3 separate regions of the Homo sapiens genome follow, and regions 2 and 3 are each linked to region 1. A link is a loop called in an ENCODE intact Hi-C map of the cell type or tissue named here. Cell type or tissue: dorsolateral prefrontal cortex. All regions are shown on one strand. Links, peaks and the distances in the headings refer to the core of each region. The heading gives the core; the rest is flanking DNA. Region 1 holds the start of LOC105374318 (a long non-coding RNA gene). Region 2 has its middle 53 kb from the start of TDRD15. Region 3 overlaps LOC105374317 (a long non-coding RNA gene).

The links. Peaks named below come from ENCODE experiments on the same cell type or tissue, not always from the same donor. Only the 100,000 strongest peaks of a DNase experiment are listed, where the experiment ranks them.
Region 2: a loop joins it to region 1, with 12 times the contacts of the local background. A loop is called at or near these places in 83 of 110 quality-filtered maps.
Region 3: a loop joins it to region 1, with 6 times the contacts of the local background. A loop is called at or near these places in 4 of 110 quality-filtered maps.

Annotation. Positions count from the first base shown.
Region 1 is chr2:21,312,657-21,320,981 of GRCh38, reverse strand. LOC105374318 (a long non-coding RNA gene) reads right to left here and starts at 6,861. Exons shown (of 3, transcript XR_939801.3): 1 at 3,169-6,861; 2 at 488-579. In dorsolateral prefrontal cortex, for the core only: CTCF peaks have their summits at 3,452 and 3,653 (motif pointing right); a DNase peak (open chromatin) is centred at 3,661; H3K27ac peaks cover 542 bases.
Region 2 is chr2:21,172,649-21,180,973 of GRCh38, reverse strand. No RefSeq gene overlaps it. Among named protein-coding and RNA genes, the nearest start is that of TDRD15, 53 kb to the right of the region's middle. In dorsolateral prefrontal cortex, for the core only: CTCF peaks have their summits at 4,745 and 4,946 (motif pointing left); no DNase peak of the experiment used is centred there; H3K27ac peaks cover 925 bases.
Region 3 is chr2:21,251,231-21,259,555 of GRCh38, reverse strand. The region is part of intron 1 of LOC105374317 (a long non-coding RNA gene); the gene reads right to left. Among named protein-coding and RNA genes, the nearest start is that of TDRD15, 130 kb to the right of the region's middle. In dorsolateral prefrontal cortex, for the core only: CTCF peaks have their summits at 3,138 and 3,338; a DNase peak (open chromatin) is centred at 3,365; H3K27ac peaks cover 8,000 bases.

The DNA of each region.
Region 1 (8,325 bases), core at 20-8,019:
CAGAAAGTCAACTCAGGAAGAATTTTACAGAGGGTGTGAGGTCAGACCTCTTGGTTTTCAGATGATAAAACTGAGGTTCCAAAAGAAAAATATTTCCCCCAAGGCCTGTAGCTTTAAAAGGATGACTGACAGCTAGGTCATCTCCTACCAGGTAGGCTCTTTCCCCTCCAACCACATGCTGCCTCTGGGCAGATAGATTCTGCTTGGAGCTCCACGAACCACTGTGGGGCCTGGTTATTCATGCTTTGTGATGCAGCCTGCTTCCCTAGGTTGCGGGTTATTCTCGCACCATTTCCAAAACCCTCCCCAAAACTCCTTTCTGGATCCTAGGGTGGAATTCATTCTACAACTCTGAGGATCAGGATCAAGGAGCTCTAATTTGTGAGAGAATGGCCCTGGGTGGCACAGCAGTATATGATATATTCTTTGCGTGAAGAGCAAGGTAAGAGTCACTAAAAGGCTTGGCAGAGCAACCATCAATACTCACCCTATGTGAGATACAAATGATACCCATTGGTGTAGCACCTGCAAACTGTAAGCAACTTGAGGACAGAGACCAGTCTTCATGTAGCTATGGGCCTGACAAAGACAAGCAGAAGGTGTTCAATCAACTAATTCTCAGCTGATAGGCTATGGGAATGCAGCATTCTAGATAAGTTTACTGTCATTAAATAAAATTGGGCTTCCATTTTGTATCCATTTTAAATGGACAATTTTTCACAACGCATGACACCCACACTTCCATCTCTTCTACTTTTTTTTAATAACTTGTGATCACCAAGTTGCGTATCTTTTAAAAATGAACCCTGATGTAATACAGGAGGAAGATTGAAAGGCTTCTGACTTTGTTCATGTGATAAATAGCCCCAGACGGCTGCTCTCTTGAGTTTTTCTGTCTGCCTTGGATGGTCTTCCTTTCTCTCTTGTGCAATCTGGCTTCAGCTGCCACTTCTTGGTGCTCCTTTCTTCCCTCACTCAGGTATCCCAGGCACCTCAATATCCAGAGGCTGGAAGAAACATCTCATCTGCACATTTTGAGAAGAAATGGAGCTGCACAAAAGATACAGTCACTAAAACCATCTGTGTGGGTCAAGAGTGGGATTAATCCTCATCACGGGCAAAGTCGTCCCTCTGGGCAGAGTAGCCCCATATTGGAGGGCGATCATACACAATAGGGAAGTTAAATTTAGTTCAGTATAGAGATGGTCTCCCCTGGAAAACAAAGAACCAGGGTTTTTTTTTATCCTTTTTAAATTTTGTTTTATTTTTCAACTTGTTTGACTAAACTGCTTCCTCACACTTGAGAGATACAGACCAGACAAGCCCCTGTTTTTCTGTTGTAGCCAATATTCTCATTATATATATTGCTAGATTAACATTGCCTTATTGTAGTTTGATACTATGGTAATACATCAGCATTCTGTATACCCTGATTATCCAGAACACAAATTTTAAACAGAAAGCTGTCTGTTGCCTGGATTAAGGAAGACATAGGATTATCTTCATTGCTCTCACCCAGAAAACTATATATAATCAGTAAAGACATTAATTTGTCATAGTATTTATTAAGCTTCTACTGTGCATCAGGCACAGCATTATCTAAGAAGATGCTGCCGTCTAAGAAGAATCAAAGTGGGACTGCTGAGTTGGCCACTGAGGGCTTTACTGCCAGGTGTGGCTGATGGAACTGGATGTGGTTTTGTTTGTTTGTTTGTTTGTTTGTTTTTAAAATCTTCTTGGTCTGTACTATGTCAGCTCTTCCTTCTTCTCTGTTCCACATTCTAGTGACACGAGGTGGGGATTCTTCTCCTGAGGTTAAAGAGAGTACCGGGGCAGCAAGATGCAGCGTCGAGGCATCGGGACCCAGAGCAGTGGGCAGATTGTTAGAAACAGGCGAGTATTTGAAGAAAAGAGAAGTGTGAGCTTGAGTTCTGAGACAGGCAGCAATAAGTTAAGCTTCCTTGCTGTTCAGTTTGAATCACTTCTTTGGAAAATCAGGTTCCATGATGTATTTTCAAGATTGAAAATTCAATCACCTTTGCTGTCTGACTTCATTTGACCTGGCAGAAAAGAGGATAAGGAAATGGTGGGGCTTGCAACTGTCGCTCTTTAGAGACAATAAGCTCCCCACAGGCAGGAACAATGTCGTATTTTTTTCCTGCATCCTCTAAACACTGAAAGCAAGGTCAACTTTGCACTGAGTAGGTGCTTAATAGGTCTCTTCTGTCTTATTTTTTTAGCTACACCTATATATAAAAATATTTTTAATTTCAAAGTATGTACATCACCTTATAATATTCAAAGTACTTTCCCACACATTAGCGCCTTTGAATCTTATATTACAAGGCTACCTAGTTTAGTGAACCAGCTGGACTTGGCAGTGTGCAAGCCAAAGGTAACTTTCTTCTATCTCACTGCTGACCCTTTACACCTACTCCGTAGAATCAGTCTTCCCTGTCAGATAAAATCCTGGACAGTTCCTACAGCATTTTCAGTTACTTCATGATTTGGAAAGCCCCAGTCAAGTTTAATATTAAACTTTCAAACCCTCATTCAATATAAAGTCTCTCCTGTTGCCAAGCTTTGGTTTGTCCCAGGCTCAGAAATCTACATCCTACATCAGCAGAGTTGGAGGGGTGTGGACAATTTCAGATTTGGTTTGCTTCACCTCCTCCCTCACTGACCATTTCTGCCTTCTCCATAGTCAGGTGAAGGGAAGGGAAAAGAGATAAGGAAGGAAAGAAAAGGCCTCTCTTGTCAGGCAGAGTTGTAATCTAGTGTTGGTACCTTGAGTGTAGTAATTGTCCATATGTTGGACTTGATCCTTTCTCTCCCAGGTTGCTTTTGTGGGTATTTAGAAATTCTCCTCCACCCCCCATTCTCTGACTGCAGTTCCCTAGTACAATCTCTAGCTAACCCCGCAGGATGCTCCATGGCTTCTACAGCTAATAGTGCAGTCCTTCTGCAGAGCCCACCTCACCCCTAAGCAGGACGCCTCATGGCCAAGGTTCTTTTGCAAGATGGCCCACGGCCTCCTCTGTCCATCAGACTCTACATCTGGCCCACAGAAAACAAGCACCTTTGCCCCACTGTGGTGGGAGGGCAGCTCACTCTATGGTAGCCCTGTCCCTGCTCTGCCACCGCAAGGAACTCCAGCCAGCTGCTCACCTGGGATTTTCTCTGGTTGAGCCACATCCCAGTACCTCTCCCTCCTAAAGTTCACTAGCCATACGTCAAGCTTTCCTGATCTTTGTGTGAAGCCCCTTCCCACTCAGCTTTGAGAGGAGGAAGGGGCAGAAGACAGGACAGGAGGGAACGTTCTGCACACTAACACTCTATCTCCAAAGAACTCTCCGCCTCTCCATTCTCTCCTAATTCTTTACTTAGCCTCCCACAATATAACTTGGAGGAAGGTGATAGCCAAGATTGACCAGCTCATTGTGGAATCACCCTTCAGCGTGGTTTCCCAATTTTGGGTCAGAGAACACAATACCAAAGTCAAGTTAACAGGAAATGTCCCTATTTTAACGATTCGTTAAAAAAAAGGCAAAATTGAAGAGATGAAAGGGAGTAGCCATTAATTTTTTCACTTCCGTCTAACAGGTAACGGAAATAGGCTCCGGCCTTAGTTTATACTGCCACGAGGGGGCAGTATTGAGACTTAAACGAAAGTTGGCCTCAATCACCACGTCTACTGCCCAGAGCTCTCTGAGCCCCCTTGCTTCACAATATGCCCCCTGCTCATCCTCTCCCAATTAAGCACAAGACAAGAGACCTTGCCTTCAGACACCCTGCTGAGCCCTGAAACTGGGCACAGCTGAAGGTTCATAGGGAAAGCCGTACAGGCTGAGTGTCCAGCTATAAGCAATCCTAGAACTAATGGTGATAATAATTGAAAACAGTTACATAGCACCTCTAAGCACTGGTCTAAGCATTTAACATCTTTTAATTAATAACTACATAATCCTTAAAACTATTCCCATGAGGTAGACACTGTTATTATCTGCCATTTTACAGATGAGGAAACTGAGGTACTGAGGGGTTAAATAGATCATCCAAGATCATTCTATTAACTTACAAAGGCAGGCTTCTAGGCACAATTTCTGATGCTTTAATTCTCAGACTTTAGTTAGCCTGAGAATCACCTGGGGAGCTTGTGGAAACACAGATTTCCAGTCCTTCCATTTAGATACTGACTGTGTATCTGGCTTGCAGCCATTTTAACATACCCCCTGTGATTCAGGTGAAGGTCTGTATGCACTAGGGCCTGGTACATCATTTATCCAGAGACAGACTTAGAACTGTCCTCATAACTGTGCGACACCATGGTAAGTAGGCCAAGGATGGACCCATCAGCAGCAACGTGCCAAGGAGAGTCAGTGTGAAGGGCAACTGGAAACTTCCTCAATTCACTCTTTTCCTCTACTTTCATAGTACTGATTGTTGAATAAGTGACATGTTTGTTGAACAAATGAACCTGTTCCCAGGCCCCTGAAGAGTGTGAAAAGAAGTTTACTTTTAATATAGTTTAAAAACACTCCGTAATCTAAAAAATAGCTCACACTATTAAACAACTTCAGCAAATCTTCTGCACTACCTGCCAAGGTCATAGTTTCAATCTCACCTTCAATTATTGATAGATTGCCTGATAATTTGAGAAGAGAGAAACAGACTTTTTTCAAGATTTGGAAAAGGAAAATCCTTTTAATAAGAGATTCCATCCTGATTACATAGCTCTTATCAGGAAATCCCTTGAAAGCTGAATTCCAGAAGGTAACTATTAAAAATGCCATTGAAAAACTGGAAATTATCTGCTTACACAGCTTAGAACAGACCCAGAAGGGATAGTATATTTGGTGCAAAACAAGAATTAAAGATTGTTCTTGCGGCCAGAACTGGACTGGAAGTTTTGAACTACTTTTGCCCCCACAACTCCACTTCTTTTCATGGTTTGGCAATAAAATGCTCAAGGAAGCAGATAAGAAGGCAGAACGCTGGCCATTTTTGACTGAGGTAATGAATGTATTATTAATGATGCCACCATTCAAGATTTTCAACAACAGTGAATCAAACTGTGTTATAGAAATAAAAAAGGCTCAAGCCTGGAGCAGAGCTTGGCCAAAGGACAAGGAAGAGATGTAACAAGGCAGGAGCCAAAGACTGGACATGGATTCGCCTCTTCTAATGAATACCTAGACATGGGGGTCCTAAGGCTCTGGAAAGACTAAGTCCGGGCCCAGTGCTTCAAAGTCAAACTCAAGAGTTACATCAGGAGAAGCCACATTGCCTAAAATCTACATTTACCTATTCTTCCTACAGGGGTCCAAAAATACCAATGGACTTCTGCCAGCAAAATTTCAACTTGCTCAGCTCTGGCCACATGACCCTTGAAAATGGCCCAACCTATCATCTGATTTAGGACTGCTTATTTCTTAAACTTCTTCAGCTCACTCTGAATGAAAATGTTTTCAGAAGCACTTCCAAGTGTAAGACCAATTATGCACATCACGGGAAATTGATTTGCCTGTGTTCCTCCATCCCCCCACCCTCTTCCTACCCCTTCACTCAGTGTTGGATTTCATATCCCTTCACCACCACTTTTGGCTACAGGATGGGGGAGAAGACTTCCAGGCTTTCAGGCTGACCTTGGAGAAGTTACTGTCTCCCTGGGACACATAACAGACATTGACACAACAAGTGAAGGCCAAGCAGAGAATGACCTTGCTACTTTTTGTGTCCACTTGGCCTGGCTTTCAACCACTGGAATAGGAAAAAGCAGCCCCAGCAGGACCTGTGGGTCACAAAACCATGCTGGTTCTTCCTGGTGGTACCTTAGGACACTTTGTTGACAGAAAATTCATAAATGGTTTGTCTAATGTCTTTACCAAGTATCGAGAATAAGCTACAAATCAGACATTATTGTGATCTCTTGTTTCTCATTATTAAATAAAGAAACTACAATTTTAATATATCTTGTTGAAAAGAACCATTTAAGCTAAATATGAATATGGCTTTTATCTAGGATTAATGAACTGAATATTTTAAACTGTCCAATTAGGAAAATGTTTGCCTTTGAGGCACTAAAATAAAAGATTCAGGTTCCCCTGACCGCTACTCTCAGATCAACACCCCAGTGAAAGAAAACGCTATGTAGGTATATACACATTAATTTTTCTTTCTACTGAAATATGTGTTTATCATACATGTATTCATCAGCTTTCATGAATGCTGTCAGATGTGGAAAATTAGCTTTTGCATTTACTAACTCCTCCATGGGAAAGAGGTCCCTCATGTGTTTAACAAAAAGGAGCTTTATTGTTTATGAGATTGAAAAATAAATGTTGCCATGGCTTTACAATCTGGTGATTGGTAATCAGTTTTCATAAATGACCATGAATCACTTCTGTGCTGGCCGGGCTTTGTTTGGAATATGAGATGGCTGTTCTGTCTTACAAGTAAGGAATTATTAATGTACCCTCCCTGGAGGGTTTCAATTTCACTCGTACAAATAGCTGTATATCTACCAAGTGTATGTTCAGTGTGCCTATCTATGAAATTTAAAATTATATGCTTTGTGTAAAACAGAATATATAATAGACTCTGAAATTGAATAAAACTTATTGGACTCATTTTTTATCCTTTGTGACATTTTTCTAGTAAAAGAGTTCAGACAAAAGGCACTGCCACCAAGGAGCCAGGAATGCAAAGTCCTGTCCAATTTAAATAATCACTCCTTTCTGTCATGTTTTACAAAGAGATGTATTCAAACATGCTCTTTGGGCATTTCTATATTCTGTTCTTGGTTTTCACAAATATGAGCAGGCAAAGATCCCCTTTACTCCTTTTGTATGTTTTTGCCACTTTAAAAAAAGTATAATCTTGGCGATTGTCTCATTATAAAAATGAGAGGGCATTCTTCTGAGATAAATAGGACAGAGGCCTGGCTCACATGGATTTTAATTTAGTTCCAAATTTCACATCCCTCTTCTTCTCAACAAATAAGGTAAGAAATAAAGTCCGAGATAATAAGGAGTTCATGGCGAATCCAATCATGCCACCCACCTTTCTAAAATCCTTCAGTGGGATCTGGCACGGTGGCTCACGCCTGTAATCCCAGCACTTTGGGAGGCCAAAGTAGGAGGATCTCTGGAGGCCAGAAGTTCAAGGACCAGCTAGGCCAACATGGCGAAACCCATCTCTACTAAAAATACAAAAATTAGCCAGGCATGGTGGGGCATGCTGGCAATCCCAGCTACGTGAGTGGCTAAGGCATGAGAATCTCTTGAATCCAGGTGGCAGGGGTTTCAGTGAGCCAAGACTGCACCACCGCACTCCAGCCTGGGCCACAGACTGACACTCTGTCTCAAAAAGAAAAAAAAAAGTCCTTCATTGGTTACCTATATCCATATGGCTCAAACTTGTTAGCATGGCCTACAAGGCCTTTCCATGATCCACCCCTTGAAAAACCTTCCAACTTTCTGTCTCCCACTCCCCTTTACTGATACCTCTCTAGGCATGTGAACTCCTTTCATTCTGGGAATGCAGCTCTCTTGCTCTCTCTCTCCCCTACCCCCAACCCCATCCCACCCTCCCTCTTTCCCTTTCCAGTTGGATCCAATGTTGTTGAATGCAACACTACATAAACTCTTTGCTAGTGGTGCTGGCTGGGCCCTGTAGGCGGGAAAATCTTATACCCACACAAGTTCTATGTGTTTATTCCTGTGAAAGGAAACTGCTCACCTCGCAGGATGAGAGGGGTCCAGTGTTATCATCTTGCCACCAGTGGCCACTTTATATTTTCAAGGAATGGTGCAATTTGAGTGTTCAGCACTGGCCTCTGTTGCTGGCAGGCTGGACATTGGTGGTGGGAGTAAATAGATTAGCCTTGGTAACTCAGAATCCGTGTTGCTGAACCCAGGTGTAGCATTCACCTCTGCCATAATGGCCATTCTGTTCATGTATCCCTCAAGCCAGCACTGAAGTAACTGATGACAGAGGCTGGCTGCCATCATCCAGCTGAGTCATTTTGCCTATTTGGTTTTTTAGTGCCTCTTCTTTTGGTGATCTCTGGTGGGTACAACATGTGCTATAAAAATCTTCACACTTCATGACAATTCGCATTTGTCCATGCACATGTTATCAACCCAGACTTCGTTATTGATCTTCCAGTCTGTTTCTATTTGCTGCTGCCTGTGAGGCCATATGTATTAAACCTTTTCTTTTTTCATACAAAATAGATGGCCAAGTGTATTATCCAAAGCTCTTACAATTAAGAGAATTTTCTCCCACTGCTGTTTTTCAAGGATACCTCCAGGCTGTAATAAG
Region 2 (8,325 bases), core at 184-8,183, 140 kb after region 1:
TTCAATGAAAAATAGGAATGCTTTTTCACAACTGGGACAGGGAAGAGAATGAATATAACTCAAGATCCCCTGGAGGGCCTCCTGGCACTACCCTACCTGGGGCTACAGAAGAGTAGGATGATGCCATCCAGGCAAGACTACAAAGGCTCAAATCCCCCAGAAACAAAGGTTTGCATCCCCTATCATGTAAAGAGATAAGACCAGCTAAGGTGCTGGATGAAAGGAAAGAAGCCATGAAACAAATGCATGATAAGAAAGAGAATGAAAACATAGTAACTATGGACTTGTAACTAGTTGAAGAAGCAAGAGCTGTATCATGTCCCCATATTTTCTTCCTTGCTTTTTGTAAATGTATTTATAAATTATACCTAATTTCTTTGCCCACTCCAGTTCCACTACTATTTTTGTCTGGGATGTTTTGATAGTGGCTAATTTCACATTTTAGTCCACAAGTTATAGAATGTCAAAACAGGATTACAATAAAACCAGAAAAGAAATGGATATCACTCAGAGAGGCCAGACTTACAGTCAAATGAATTAATTTAGGATACTTTGGGTTGTCTCTTTTGAGGATATTGTGATCATGTATTCATTTTCATTTTAAATGATAGTTGTATTGCATCAACAAATAGCATTTTACATATTTTAAAGGTTTGAGTATGGAATATGAGTGTTTATTGATATGGGGTAGCCAAAGAACCAGAAGGGACATACCGTATTTTTGGCCAACCAGAAAAGAGCAATGTGAGAAAACCAGAAAAGAGCAATGTGAGAAAACCAGTTCTGCCTGAAGCTTCCTTTTTTTTTTTTTTTTTTTTGGCACTAGTGGCAGGAACAGCCATTTCTTATTGATTTTAAGGTTCCATTTCTGAATCAGAAATGGTATTGGTAGGGAACAATGACTAGCAACAATTGCATCTAGGGTTACATAGGGATAGTAGCAACAGTGACAGTTTTCTCATTGGGCAAGTTATGCAACATGATTTCAGATAATTCTATCAGATACCTAATAACCTTTGCAGTTAATTTCTTCATTGCTTAATTCAGCCAAAGTCAGCTTCTGTGGCTGTCAAATGAAAAAATAAAGTCCTAGAAGGAAACAAATGGTATAGTTAGGGGTCTTTGAAGACACTTTAATAAAGGTCTATAGAAGGGGTTAAAGGGAATCAACAAGGGATGGTGCAGTACCCTAGGGACTAGCAACAAGAAATCCCCTAAGCCTTAAGGAGGAAGGGGACAAAGTGGATACTAAAACCCAGTGAGAGTAGCTGTAGGAGAGGATCACCAGGTCAGAGCTGTGGTCCTCAGAAAAGGAACACAGCAAGCCCATGGTAAGTTGGTAGTGAGGAAGGAAGGCAAATAAACATGCCAATCTCATTATTTTCCCACACATAGATCTCCTGTCTATGTATCCCATTGGCCAAACCTAAACAAAATCCAGAGGATAAGATATCCCATTGATGTAATCCATAAAGTCAGCCTCTGGGAAACAGAAAAGGCTGAAAAAGAGTGGATAGTAAATTTGGAGGGAAAAACAGAAAATATCTAGCACACTCTGACAAATACACCCTCTCACTAGACATTTTAGTTTATTTCCAGGTTTACATGGCAATGGTTGTTGGGGTGATGATATTAAGATTTATCGAATTATTTGATAATGCCACAAAGTATAGAATTTCTTAGATAAGAGGGAGAAAGTGATCTGAAAGAGTAAGCAAGAGTATTTAGGACTGATGAATACTTTGGGTCTCCCACTCCTTTTTACCCTGTATGTCTATTGAACATCCTCCCAGTCCAGTAAACCATCCCCATATCCTTTTAGTTTTAAGCATAAAAGTGCAAGAATTTCAAAATCCAATTTGTTTTACTAAAATCTGAAAGATTTTTTTCAAGCAAAAGAAAAAAAAACTTTAAATCATCCTTTTAAAAATCTCTTTATCTTTCACATCCAATCTATCAGAGTCTTGATACCTCCATCTCCAAAATATATCCCATATACATATACTTTTTACCATATTTACCACTACTACTGTAATCTAAACTACCATCATTGCTCACATAATCTTTTAGATGAGAAAAAAAAGTAAAACTGCTTCTTCACATTTCATCAATTCTATACATTATTCCTCTGCTTGATTTTCCTAACAGCAATTACCATTATCCAAAATCATATTGCTCATTTATTGTTTACTTCTCACTGTCTGTCTCCAAAATGAGATGTTAAATTCCATGAGAGTTGAGAGCTGACTCTTTTATTTACAGATATTCTCCAGGTCAGGGACAGTGCCTGACAAATAGTAGATGCTGAATAAATGTTTGCCAAATAAATAAATAAATGAATCCTAAAGTATTCCTCAATATTGGGATTACTAGTACTCACTATCCTGTACTTCAGTCAATTTCTATACTGTTGTTTCGGTGCATTTGATGTAAGCAGTTTTGAGAGGGAGTATGTAGATTGAAACTGATTCTTCATGTTGATTAATACTACATGGTTACTGATTAACCTTATTGGTGTTCAATTTGTATGTAACTATTAAAAGAGAAAATGATTCTATTAAATTGTATTCATGATGTACTATAAAGGCAATGAATGAGTTACATTATAAGAGGTTAAAATAACAATACCCTCTTTGTTTTTCTATTTGCCCAAGAGGCTATTTTGGTTTTGAACATTAAAATGCAAACAATTTTTAAATCAGATTGGTTATCTAAAGTCTGTAGAAAACAATGACAGAAAATAAATGATACTATAGTTTTTTACAAAACCAAAACTGGAAGGTTACAGAAACAAAATTGAAAGGTTCATCAAAAAAATTTGCTAATTGCTCTCTCGGTAACAATAATTCTCAGTAAATAATTCTTTCACTGAAGACCTTGGGAAATAGGATCCCCGATCTCAAGGAACTCAAAACCTATGTAAGATCAAAATCAATAAAATTAAATACAACATAAGGTGAAAAGTGATTTAATACCGTAGTCCCCCTTATCTTCAGGGGATAGTTCCAAGACCTTCAGTGGATTCCATAAAACCATGGGTCATACCAAAACAGAAATATACAGTCATCCCTCAGTACATCTGGGGGATTGGCTCTAGCACCCCCATGAATACCAAAATCTGCAAATGCTCAAGTCCTGGATATAAAATGGTGTAGTATTTGCATATAGCCTATGCATATCCTCCCGTATACTTGAAATTGTCTCTAACTTACTTATAAGACCCGATACAATGTAAATGCTATGTAAATTTATATTTACATTGCCCAAGAGGCCATATTGTTTTATGTGTATCATTTTTTATTGTTGTCTTGTTATTTTTATTGAAATAAAAAATATTTCAATAAAATATTTTTGTTATTTTTGTTGTCACATTTTCTATCTGCAGTTGACTGAACCCATCGATTTGGGTTGTGGATGTGGGACCCTGTACTATGTTTTTTTTTCCTACACATACATACCGATGATAAAGTTTAACTTGTAAATTAGGCATGGTAAGAGATTAACAACAATAATTATAACAATATACTGTAATAAAAGTTACGTAAATGTGGTCTCTCTCACTCTCTCAGAATACCTTATTGTACTAGACTCCCCTGTTTTTGGACTGCAGCTGACTGCAGGTAACCGAAACAGTGGAAAGCAAAACTACACATAAGAAGGGATTACTGTAACAGTGCAAACAAAACCATGACAACACGAAAGAGGTGGCTCTATCACTTTTGCTAGAAGAGTTAAGGAAGGCTTCAAAAGTTACACCTGAGCTGAACATCAAGTCTAGAATCTAGGTAGGGTCAGGGTCAGGAGAATTCGCTATGCTAACGAGTTTGGATTCTACCCTGCACTCAATGCAGTCTCTGACAGATTTTAGTTGGAAAAAAAAATACAGCTGGGTCATTTTTGTTTTAGGTAAATTAGCTTCATAGGATTGCAGAGGGCCAAAATTGGACAGAAAAGAGAGCAGAGGCAGAGAGAGCAATTAAAAGGTTATTGCTGTTTGTGGGGTGAAAGAAAAACAGAGCAGAGATCATCAACCTCTTCGTAAGGTGACGATGAAACAAAAGGCAAATTTCTCTTCTAATGTTTAGGTCAAATAGCATGTAAGCTATGAACTATTTTTCTCCTCCTGGCATTGGCATAAAGAGATTTTTTTGTGTGGCCACTGCTGAAAGTAAGGTAAATAAAACTCAGTGAGTAAAAATTGAAAAATTATTTAATTCTCCCTTCTGGGGTGTTTCTTCTTTCAAGTATGAAGAAATCCTATTTGCTAAGAACTCCAGAGGAAATGTATTTATTGTTATATTTAGGTACCTCATGTGGTACATGTAGTCTCCACATTACATGGCACTGTGGAAAAATGATTCCAAAAATAAAAGAGATAGAGTGATAAAGTCAGCCAATGTCCCCATTCATTTGGGAATGAACAAGCAGATCCAACCTGCCTGGCCAGTTAGAAGATCCTTGCCACCAAAGACGTTCTGAAATCTACTTTATGACTCTTATTGTCTCTCTACTCTGCTGTGTCAGGAAGGCACGCTGTAGTTACACCTATTTTATCACAAGTTATTTTTCCCTTCTGAACTCTTTCCTGTCTGGCCCTTTTCCCCTCTAACACATTTCCCTTGGCTCTAACATTCCATCACTCAGCATTACCCGCACATTTTCACTTTCTTCAACAGCCTGTTCTCTTCTGACCTTACTTTACCAGAGAATCAGCTAAGAACCCTGATCTTCAAATACATTCGCCTCTGGTTGCTTTATATTCTATGATTCTTCTCTAGTACAACTTGCTAACCACTCCACACCTTCCTTGATATAGGTAATAATATCTCTAATGAGTAAAGTTGCTAGAAATATACAAATGAGGAGTAAAAAAAATGCATTTCAGTTTAAGCATGTATTCTTAAGGTTACTTCTCTCGGATAGTCAACCTATCACAAAAAGTCAGTACTGGGTCTCCATCTGGTGGCCAAAATTTCTACTTTTAAATTCTAAAAGATATCTTTATTTTTCACTCCATCTTCCTAAGAATGACTTATCAAAGATGAAATATATGATGAATTATCCTAAAAGGAATGCACAATCAAATTAATAATTCAGAAGGTTATAAGTTTAATAATGCACAAATTAAAGACATCCTTAGAAAATACAGTCCAGCAATCTTAAAAATGGAGCCCAATCTCATGCAGAACAACAAATAAGAAAGCAGATGTACTCTAAATTGAGCACAGAGAGAAATTCGGTCACACTCAAAAATTGCATTTTAAAAGGACATATTATATGTCAGCAATTTCCCTAAGTACAGGGATTACAGTGAAAAAGACAAGCAAATTTCTTCCTTTAAAAAACTTACATTCTTGTGGAGGAAGATAAAAATATATCTGCATTATAATGTGAGTTTGGCATTAAGGTTATGAAGTAAAATAGAGTAAGGAAACAGTTACGGAGATGAGAATATGTTACTTTGTGAAGAATGGTCAGGATTCACCTCTATAATAAGACAATGTTTAAACAATAGACTTAAGTGAGAGATGTATATATTCCTGAGAAAAAGTATGTTGGGGCAGCAATGGCGTGTACAAAGGACCTGAGGCAGAAACGTGGTTAAAGATCTGTACAGGAACAGTGTGGCTAGAGAATGTGAGTAATGGGAATAGTGGGAGATGAGGTCAGAAAGACAGTGAAGGGCCAGATGTGCAGGGATTTGCAGGCTGTACAGATTCTGTGAATTTTATTTAAATGTGGAGGAGAGCCCTTGGAAGTTTCGGACATGATCACATTTGGGTTTTCATTGGCTCCGACTATGTGAAGAACAGACTTGGTGTGTGCTGGGGGGTGGGCAAAGGGAGTAGCAGAGAGGCCGAAGAGCAGTCTGTTGCAGTAATCCAGGTGAGAAACTGATGGTGGAGTGGAGGGGGTAAAGGTTAAGAGGGCTGTGTTTTAAAGGGAACGCCAATAGGAATGCCTGTGGGATATGACAGAAAAACAGCAATGAACAATAATGCTAAAGTTTTTGTCATGACAACCAGGTGAACCAGAAGCCAATCACTAAGGTGGAGAACACTGGGGAAAGAGCAGGTATGGGGGAGGAAGACAAGAATTAAATTTAAAACATACATTTAAATTGCCTTTTAGGCATCCTCGTGAAAATGTCAAGGACACAATAGAATATACGGGTCTACACTTCAGGGGAGATGTAAGAAATGAAGCTATACACCTCAAACAATTGGTTGGCACATCGTATCGGTAAATGGAAAAATATGGATGTGTTCTTCAATATAATCCACGAGAAAGAGTAAAACACATCTTAAATTGAAGGCAGAATAATTCAGAACATGTGGGTAAACTTTTTAATTGAGTAATCAGAGCTCCTCCTACATGCTGACCATATATCCTAAGCACCATAATATACGAAGAAAATACACTGGCTAACATAGGGAGACCTTGTCTCTCCAAAAAGTAATCAGTTGGGTGTAGTGGTACATGCCTGTAGTCCTAGCTACTGAGAAGACTAAGGAGGGAGGATCCCTTGAGCGAAGAAGTTTGAGATTACAGTGAGCTTTGCCCGTGCCACTGCACTCCAGCCTGGATGACAGAGGAAGACCCTGTCAAGAAAAAAAAAAGGAAGAGAAAGAAAAGGTCCAGTCACTGCCCAGAAGCTTGTAGCCCTAGTAGAGTGATAAGATAAATGAACTTTTAAAAATTTAGCAAGAAACAAACATTTGCTCAGTATGTGAGAATAAGCAGGATGGTAGAAGAGAATAGGTGAAGATACCCAGGAGGTATGTAAAGAGATGAAGGCCGGAAGGATAAAGGTGGTGACATGATCAGACAGATGTGTTACAGAACAAAGCTTAATGTCATTTTTTCAAAAATAAAATAGATTTAATAATTTAATTTCATATTTAGGAAAACTATTCTAAATATTAAATCACATGATTAACATTTCAATTATGTAAAACAGTCAAGCAAAGAGATACTCCAGAAACGGAATTTTATACATCTTCAGACCAACATTTCTAGATTTGAACACATGTTGCCCTAGCTGGCTGCCATCGCTCTCATAATGTAAACTTTTAGGTACTGATAAAATAAGATTACCAGTTAATACATGATAAAGGTTAGGCTCCATATGATAAGAATATAAGCATACTGTATAATAATTTCTTTCTAGGCCATAAGATCAAGTCAAATTGATCTTATCTTGGGTAAAGTTTGCTGACAGAAGAATTATATAGATAATGTGGCTAATATGGCTCCTGCTGCATGATATATGTTTAAACCAACAAATATTTGCCGAGCCCTTGTTACGTGCTGATCCCTTGTTAACTATTAATGATTAAGGTGAATGAGATAATCTCTATCCTCAAGAAATAAATATATAATCAGATATATCAACAAATAAATAATATTGCATTCTAAGAACTATCTAGGGTGGGGTGGGGGTAGTACCTAAATCATTGAATGTTTGCTAAATAAACCTAAACCACAGCTGGGGTGACCAAGGAGTGTTATATCAAGCACAGGAAGCAGAAACTGGTAGAGACCCTGTAGGGGGCCATGATCCCATTCCGTAAAACCATTCTGTGTTCTGGAGCTCTGGGCCTAATATGGGAGGAGGAGCCTAGAAGATCTTTAATATGCCTTCCCGACCTTTCTCCCATTGTCTTGATGATTCCTTCTATCAGTGCTAAGTTCCTTAGCAAATGGTAGCTGGACCATGTCCTTGGTTTCTTCTCCCAAACATGATTTTTCACTTTACAAGGCTAGGCTGAGAGTTTTCCAAATCTTTCCACTCTGCTTCTCTTTTCATTATAAATTCAGTTTTTAAGTCATTGAGCTGTGGCGCAAGTGGCCCCAGGTGCAACTTGACCTGCCACTCCAGAAAGAACAAGCCATAAACCTTGGCATTGTCCACATGGTGGTAATTCTGCAGATGCACAGAATGCAAAAGCTGTAGGGGCATGGCTTTCTCCACCTAGATTTCAAAGGATGTCACAGACAGCCTGGAGGCCCAGATAGAGACTTGTTGCAGGGGCAAAGTGCTACAAGGCCAATGCCAAATGGAAATGTGGAGTAGGGGCTGCTTCAAAGAATGTGAGATAAAAATAGCCCCTTTATCAATGAAGATGGACCCTAAGGTTAAGGACAAAGCTACCTATGGATGGAGGGTTCAGGACCCAGCTGGCATGGCAAATTTCTAAATTTCTACAGCTCGAAACTCCATAACTGTAGGAGCTATCAGATTACTCCTAACTCTGATTTAGAGCCCAGACTGTTACAACTCTGATTGGACAGAGGACCAGCCCTACAAACATTCTTTTCTGA
Region 3 (8,325 bases), core at 168-8,167, 62 kb after region 1:
TCACTTTAAATAATTCCCAATTAAGAAGATCCAGCTTCTCCATGACTATTACCAAGGACAGGAAGATTACTCTTCCACAAGTTCAGTGTCAGTCATTTCTTGCTGTAAACATGTACTAAAAAGAATTCTGTTTCCCGACTACTTGAATGCATTAAAAATAGCTTTGTGGTGTGCCTATAAGGGAGTAGCATGGGGGAACCTTATGGTGAGAGTCTAGTTCTGTATCTTGACTGTGGTGGTTACATGAAGTCATTCATGGACCCTCCCCCCTTCCCGACACACACACACACACACACACACACACACACACACACACACGTTCATGCAAACCTGGTGAAACCTAAAAAAGCGCTGTGGATTATATCAATGTTAATTATCTGGTATGGATACGGAATCACAGTTATGCCAAGTGTCAAGAATGGAGGAGGCTGGGTGAAGAATGCAGGGGACATTCCCATGCATGTCTTTGCAATTTCCCGCAAATCTATGGTTATTTTAAAATAAGAAGTTAAAACAAAATAGCAGACATCTTTTGAAAGTATGTGTGTGCCATGCACTGTTTAAATACTTTTTAGGTATTAACTCACTTAAACCTGAAAACCACCATAGATAGTAGGTACTACTATTTTCCCCATTCTACAGATGGAGACACTTACGCACAGAGAGATGAAGTCACTTTCCCAAGATCACACAGCTAGTGGGTGGTGGAGCCAGGATTAGAACCCAAGCTGTCTGATGCCAGAGCGTCCCTGCTTGGCTGGCACTTTGCCTCATGACACTACAGATCTGGCAGGAGGAAGATGAAGTAAACTTCATCACTTATTTAATACACCATATTCATCACTATAATCAATCTGTTAACAACTCATATCTCTACAGAATTCTGTCACTCAGAGGGGTTTCACACACTCCATCTCACTGGAGCCTCACAACAATCCTGTGAGACAAATTTTTATTTTCTGTAATTCCCAGATGAGAACACTGAGGTTCCAGCCCTCGGACACCCAGTCTTAGGCCCCTGCCACCTGACATTCCCAGTCTTCTGCTGCTTTCTTGCAGCTATCAGAAAGTAACCCAGCTATTCCAAAATGAAAAGCCTTCATTAATTTTAGTCAGCCTTCCCCTGGAAACAGTAACCTGAAATGCCCACTCCCTTGAGGAGGTGGCTAAAGGAAGAGGATGGAGTGATGCGCATTTAGGCATCAGGACTGGCTGGCTTAATGAGGCAGCAGAAAGCAGGCTCTGGAGTCCCACCCCCTGGAGAAGTCCCAGGGTATCCTCTTACTTTCCAACAGTGCAGTGTCAGGGCAAACAGGCACTCTTACAAACACGTGCCCCGAGGCCCCCAGTAATTCTAAATAGAATCAGCTTGTACAATTCATTGCCTACCTCTCTGCCTCGTCCAAATCACAGAGGAAAAGAAGTGACAGAAGCAAATGAGCAGGCTTTGCCCTAATACAGGAGGATTTAGGGAAACTCTACAGGGGGAGTGGGGTGGAAGGGTAGGCGAGCACACAGAACTTTCTACCAGAAAATAGTGACAGTCTAACATAGTGTTTGATACTCTATCATCAGTGAGTCATTTATTTGCCAAGAGAAGATTTTTTCAACTCTGGGAATCTCCTTTAAAAACACAACTGTCTCTGAGAAGGTTTATTTCTCACATTCTTATGGAATAAGGTAAATAAGGATCAGCTGACAGCCAGCCTTTGCTGGGATGAAACATCACAGTGGGGTCTGCTGTCTTCTCAGGGAAGTCGGGAAGGGAGGACAGAAAAAGGAAGGAGGCAGACATTTAATGGCATGATCAAGAGTTGTTTCTAGACAGGAAATTGCTATGATCTGAATATTTGTATTCTCCACCTCCAAAATTCCTATGAGGAAACCTAATCCCAAGTGTGATGGAATTAGAAGGTGGGGCCTTTGAGAGGCGATTAGGTCCTGAGGTTGGTGTCCTCATGTATGGGATAAGTAACCCTTAGAAGAGATAAAAGAGAGTTTATTTTCTCTCTGTTTCTCTCTGCTCTCCACCATGTAAGGGAAGAGCCAGAGAAAAGTCCTCTGCAAACCGGGAAGAGGGCCCTCACCAGAACCTGACCATACTAGTGCCCTGATCTCAAACTTTCCAATCTCCGAACTGTGAGAGATACATTTCTGTTGTTTAAGCCACCTAGTCCATGTTATTCTGTTTTTCTGTTAGAGCAGTCTGGACAAATTGAGCCAGAAAATGATATATTTCTAGGCATATTCTGTAGCAACCCTCAGAGAGCAAAAGCTACAACGATGTTCATGGGTTCAGGACATTTCTAAAAGTTCTCCTGGCATTGGCCTTCCCCTGGAAGGACTAGGCCTGCCCTTTTCGCAGACTCTTCTCTGATTTGCATCTTGGATGCTCCTACAGAAAGCCCTAATTTGGGAAATCAAGCCTCTTCAGCCTGGCTATGTTTCACTTCATTTCAATAAGATTTAACATACATTTATCATTTACATACTCAGAGTAGGGCACCAGGTTGGGTGCTGGGAGCACAAAAGGGGATAAGCCATGCCCAGCCGGGGCTCTCTACAGTCTCCTCTTGGGGAAAAGGTAATCTCAGCCATCCTGGTCCAGAAAAGTCTGGGTCCCTCTCCAAGGGACTTACATTGGCCAGCCTGGAGCCATCAGATTCTCCTGCTGATCCCTTCTCTAGTAGAGAGTCCGTGTGTCAGTGCATTCATCAGCTATTGCTTCAAAATAATGAGGCATGGCAAACAATCCCCAGATCTCATTGGGCTTACAACAATAAACATTCATTTTTCTCCCTCACGGATCTGCAGGTAGGCTAGGATTTAGCTGATCTCAACTGGGCTCAGCAAGGCTTGGATCTGAACTAAGAATTGAGTTCAGGTGTGCTCCATATGTCTCCTCATTCCATGGACCAGAAATCAGCCAAGGCATGTTTTTCTTATGGCAGATGCAGAAATGCAAGAGGCCAAGCCAAATAACCAAAGCATATTGAAAACCTCTGCTTATATCATGTATCCTAACATCCATGGTTAAAGCCATGACCGCCATCAACAGGATATATATTCCTGTTCCAGTGGGAGGTATTCCAAAGTCACATGAAAAGCCCATGAATATATCATTCTACTACAGGAAAGGAGAAATGAGTTAAGATCAATAATCCATCTACCAGTCGGTAATAACTAACTTACTGTTTGAGACAAGTTCCTAAAACCTCAGATGCCCCTGACAGAGCAGAGCCTCTGAGGCCCAAGACATGAGACAGAATCATTAGCCAATCAGTTCCACTTCCCTTCCATTGTGGCCTAGCACAACAATGGCCCATTGTAACCAGGAAGCAGCTGTGGACACAAAGGGAAACATCCTTCATTGTGTCTTCCTGGCTTTGTTCCAGGCCCCAGTAGAATACAAACCAGAAGCTCGGGCAGCCTTTGCGCTGGACTAAGGTGAATCATCTTTGTAGCAACTCTGGCCACCAGAGACGGTAAGATAATAATGTCAAATATCACGGGGCCAGACCTTCCTATGGGCTCTCCTCCACTATCCTTACAGGCTGTGGTTTCTCAGCCCCAAGGAGCAGCCAGAGTCATCTAATCCTCATGATCAAAGCCTTACATTAATATCTGCCATTTTCTGAAGGGCTTGCTGTGTGCCAGGCACCATGCAAAATATTGTATTTTGATCTACTCCTCTGAAGACCCTGTGAAGGGTCACCCCACTTTACAGATGAAGTTCAAAGAAGTAAGATCATTTTCTTATGGCTACAGAGCATGAGGCCTTCCAGAGGCAAAGGTATAAAGATGAATGGGACAGAGGTCACGTGGCTGAACACCAGCTCTTCTTTTAAATAACATCCAAGTTGTTAATCCCAATTCTGGGGTCTCAGTTTCACCATTTGTAAGTTGTTGCCATATAAGCTGACAGAGGGTTCAGTGAAAATTGAGGAAGAGAGCTTTGTGCAGAGCTAAGATTTTGGTGCCCCTGGTGAAGCACACACAGGAGCTCTTGACCTATGACTTCAGATGTTACCTTTATCTCCGATGGCCTATCTTTAGAACATCTCTGAGCTACAGCAAGGCTCAGTGGCAAAAAGTCAAAGGAGGAAAGTCTGTGTCATAAAAAGAGAAATTCTCTGTTGGGTCTGACTATGAGCTCCTTTCTCCTTAGTGGTGTAGTATGGCTTCCCTGGACCCCTTGCCAACAGGCTGCTCCATAGTAGTCCAGGAGAGAGGGGACGGTCACCCTCTGCTGACAGCACACAGTTACTTTGGTCCACACAACTATGCAGTAGGAGTTGCTCAGTTGTACTGCCATCAAGCAGGGGGAGGGGGCACACACTGCCACTTTCCTCGGCTACACCAGGGTTTCCTGGCCAGCTTGTCCTTACTCCTCAAAGCTTGGGGAGCCGACTCCTCTAGGTATAGGGGGCTTAGAAGACAGGTGATTTTGAGTGATTAGGTCAGATGGAGCCTGAACTCTCTCTCTTCTCCAGTCCTATCAGATTACTCAGAAGGGACTCCACATCCATCACACACGGAGTCTCAGTGTTCCTCAGATAGGGAACCCCCAGGGCTAGCTGGAGCAATAAAGTGGTCCTGAGGCCACTTTCTCTGCCCTCTGGTGCTGAGCCTGCTGGCACCGCTTTTTAAGCCAATGTTGAGGAATGGGGCTGGTTGCTGATGGAAGGAGAAATGACAGGTTTCCTGAAAAGAACCCAAGAGCTCCTCAGTGGGCAAAGGAGAACAAAAGGTGAGCCAGAGCCCAGGTCAGGTCAAGCCTGTGTCCAGAGGAGGGCTCCCTCTTCCCAGCTCTTTCCCCACCCTGTGTGCCATTTAGAATGAAAGGCATGGACAAGGGGAAAGAAGGGAGCTATGGTCCCCGCATGAAGGCCTCCTTGGCAAAAGGCTTCAATCACAGTTGTCCAGCACCCATGGAACTGGGGAAGCAATGAGGGGCAGCCGAGGCTGCTATTTAGCTCCTCCATCCATGTATTTTCTACAATAAAGTGTGATTAAGGCCAGAGAGAGCCCCAGAAGTTCCCTTCTTTAGAAAATCATCATCAGAGGCCTATTTGACTTTGGAAAACAAAACAAAAGAGAAAAAAACGCTTGACCCAAACTTTCTCAAACAGTGAGCCATTCTTTCTGTGAGCACACTGGCTAGAATTCTTAATAAGTTTGAATAGGAAAAGTGCCTTGTCATTCTTTTCCATGCTTTCTGTCTCTTCAGCCCCGGGAAGCCCCCCCAGCTGATGAAGAGCCTGCCTGGAGCTCACACAGCATCTCCTGCCCTCCACAGTGTAGTTCGTGCCACACTGTATTGGTATCATCCTTCCCTCCACCTTCTCAAAGAAAGAAAATTTTCAGCTTTTGTACATTCTGGCTAATAGGAAGGACATTTTCCAAGTCCATTAAAAAATAAAGTTCCTTTTTACCTAGAAGCCTTCTCTGATCCTTCTGTGTCCTCATTCTACACACTGGAATGCCACAGAGATTTCCTCTTCTTTGAGTGATGGGGCTCAAAGCTCATGTGTCTTAGGAGATATGAAGGCCAGCACTGGGCTTAAGTTCAGTCCTCCTAGGTAGAGGGTTCAGCAACTCAAATGCAGGGGCCATAGGGGACAAGTCTCCATGCCCTAAGCTCTCATGCCTCCAACAGAGCAGGCTGAAGGTATATGTTGAGTCAGCCTTTACTCACTGATGCATGGCTGGGGGCAGAACTGTGCCTAGGTGGCACGCCACCTCCCTAAGTCACTATAAGTTTGAGCACCAAGGTCAGGATCACTAGCACTGTCTCCTGTCCTGTCTCCTTCTCTGAATCAGAGCAACCCACATTCTCTAGAAAATGCTCCAGTCCTGTCTTTCCCATCTCTTTGCAGATGGCTCCAGAGGAAAGCTGTTAAGTGGCCACTATGCAGGGAGGGCAGAGAGGAGGAAGAGTGTTCAAGGCAGAGTCAAACCCTGGTCTACAGGGAAGGAAAACAGTGAGGCCTGGGAAAACAGTGAGCTCAGTACAGACTATAAGACACAGCAGCTCCCACTCTACCATCGCCCACCTCCACACCTTCTCAGCCATCCACACCTCCCAGACCACATTGTACTTCATATCTGGAGTGGCTGAGCCCATTGCAATCTCTCTGGAAGGCATTAAGGCCTAGAGGGAACTGGAGGGACTGAGGATCAAGAAGTTCCTCGTAGGAGTCTCTAACTAACATGTTCAAGATCTTAATGCCAGGAACTCAGAAAAGTCCAGACTCTTGCACACACAAGGCTTCCTCTTGTTGGACTGTATCTATCAGCAGGTGCTCTCCATCATCTAGGTGAAACAGATGGAGCAGCTTGAGCCATAGTGAGCCTCCACAAAGTGCCCACTTAGTATGGGAGGCAAGACTCACACAGAAGTAAGCTAAGGACATCATGCTGTGGATGGATAGATTGCACAGGTGACACAGACATTCAGAGCAGCAGGAATTCACATGAAGAAGAGAGATCACTTGTGATTGTAGACCCCTAAAGATGGTAAGGTTTTAACAGGCTCCCAAATGAGAAACACATCAATTTAAATGGGGAAAAAGGTCAGATAAATTTTCAATGTTAAAGGTCATGTAAATGTAGGCTTGATGATAAGATATGCAAAACTGTACATTTTAAGCAATGGCGGAATGGGCCATTCAATGCCACTGTATGAAATGATTCTTTCTTCTTAGGCTCCATATTAGTTTAAAATAAAATAAAACCATTTCCCGCTTGATTACAGTTAGAATCAGAGAAGGATTTTCAGTCTGACCCTCAGTAGTGTTTAAAACAGTGGAAAAGAACAGATAAGGCACTGAATAAAATAAATGTTTCCAATCTCAATCCAGTTACTGCTGAATGCAGCAGCGGATTGGAAAGGTAGGTCACCTCTGGCATTCTCAGCCATAAGAAATTTAACGATGGATGAAAACGGATAAAATCAAGATGCTGTGATAGAACGGGGGGCTTCAATATCTCAGAAAATTAGGATCCTTGTAACCAATTTTACAATGGCTGGATTATAGCTAAATAGGATTTTAAGTCTATTGTAAATGAAAGGAAATCTAAATTAACTGGGCCACATCATTTTCACTGAAATGTGATAAACGCTAATTTCCTTTCTGGGCAACAGTGACTTGGCTTGCGATAGCTGTTTGCGAGGTGCTCAAGTCTGACCAATCTCAAATTGGCCTTTTCCAGTCCTAAGGCTGAGCCCTGAAATCCACATTTTTAGGATGGGGAGGGCATTAAGGGAATCAGTCAAAATTTCCCCTATTTTGCTCCACGGCCTCACCACTGGGTGCCCAAGGACATTCAACTACTTTTTAGAACCACCTCTCTCTACCCACTTTAGCGTGACCAGAGCAGCAAGATAGTCTCCCAAGCACCCGATTTTAAGATCTCTCCCTCTATACTTCTTTATTGTGACTGTTTCTGTTCCAAGCAAAGTATAAACAACCAAAGGCAAAGTTTTCACATACACAAAAGCCAAGAGACAGAAAAGGATAGGCTAGCATGACAGACAGTGAGCAGTGAGCATGGTTGGTGCACAAGACACCAGATGGAAAACAATGTATTTCTATATCTTACTGAAAAGCCCCCAAGCTTTCCAATTCTGGGGTAATTCTTTTCTTTAATATGCAAATAAAATAATTGACATCCCTCTTTCATTTCCCTATGACACCACTTCCTTGGGAAAGCAAACATGTTGTGATTGCTGCTAGTCTCCAAGGCAACTGTTGACACAAGATTGTAGTAATTAACCAGCCTTCCTGAACACTTGAGGATACAGATGTCCCAGCGCCTGCTGTGAGGACCTGCCTTTTGATTCTCTCTTTTGTATGCCAAGCTCTCCCCATGCTTGGTGGCACTCACCATATCTAGCCCCAATGGAAAATCCCTCTGGATGTGACAGAGATTGCCTCGTATGTGGACCAGAGTGTTGCCCCATATTCTCTCTCTGCATTTCCATGGGGAAGTATGAGTCATCTTCCCCTTGGTGAATTTTTCAGTGGGAAAGAAGGTAGAAGGACAGAGTTTCAAATCCCCTTCACTGCTTTTATTCCTGCCTCTATCCTATCTGGGAAGGGTATCTTTCAGAATAGTGAAAGATGAAAATTATGCTGAGTGTGGCATTTAGTATAATAAGCGAAATTTTACAGACTTGAAAGAGCTCTAAGCCTGGATGGCGTGGCTCTATCCCTGCCCTTCCAAGAAGCAGGTAGTATATTGTTTCCTTGTCCCAGAGCCCGCTAAAAGCCAGGATGCTTGCACCATAGACAATGGGTGTAAAAAGAATGAAAGAAAGAA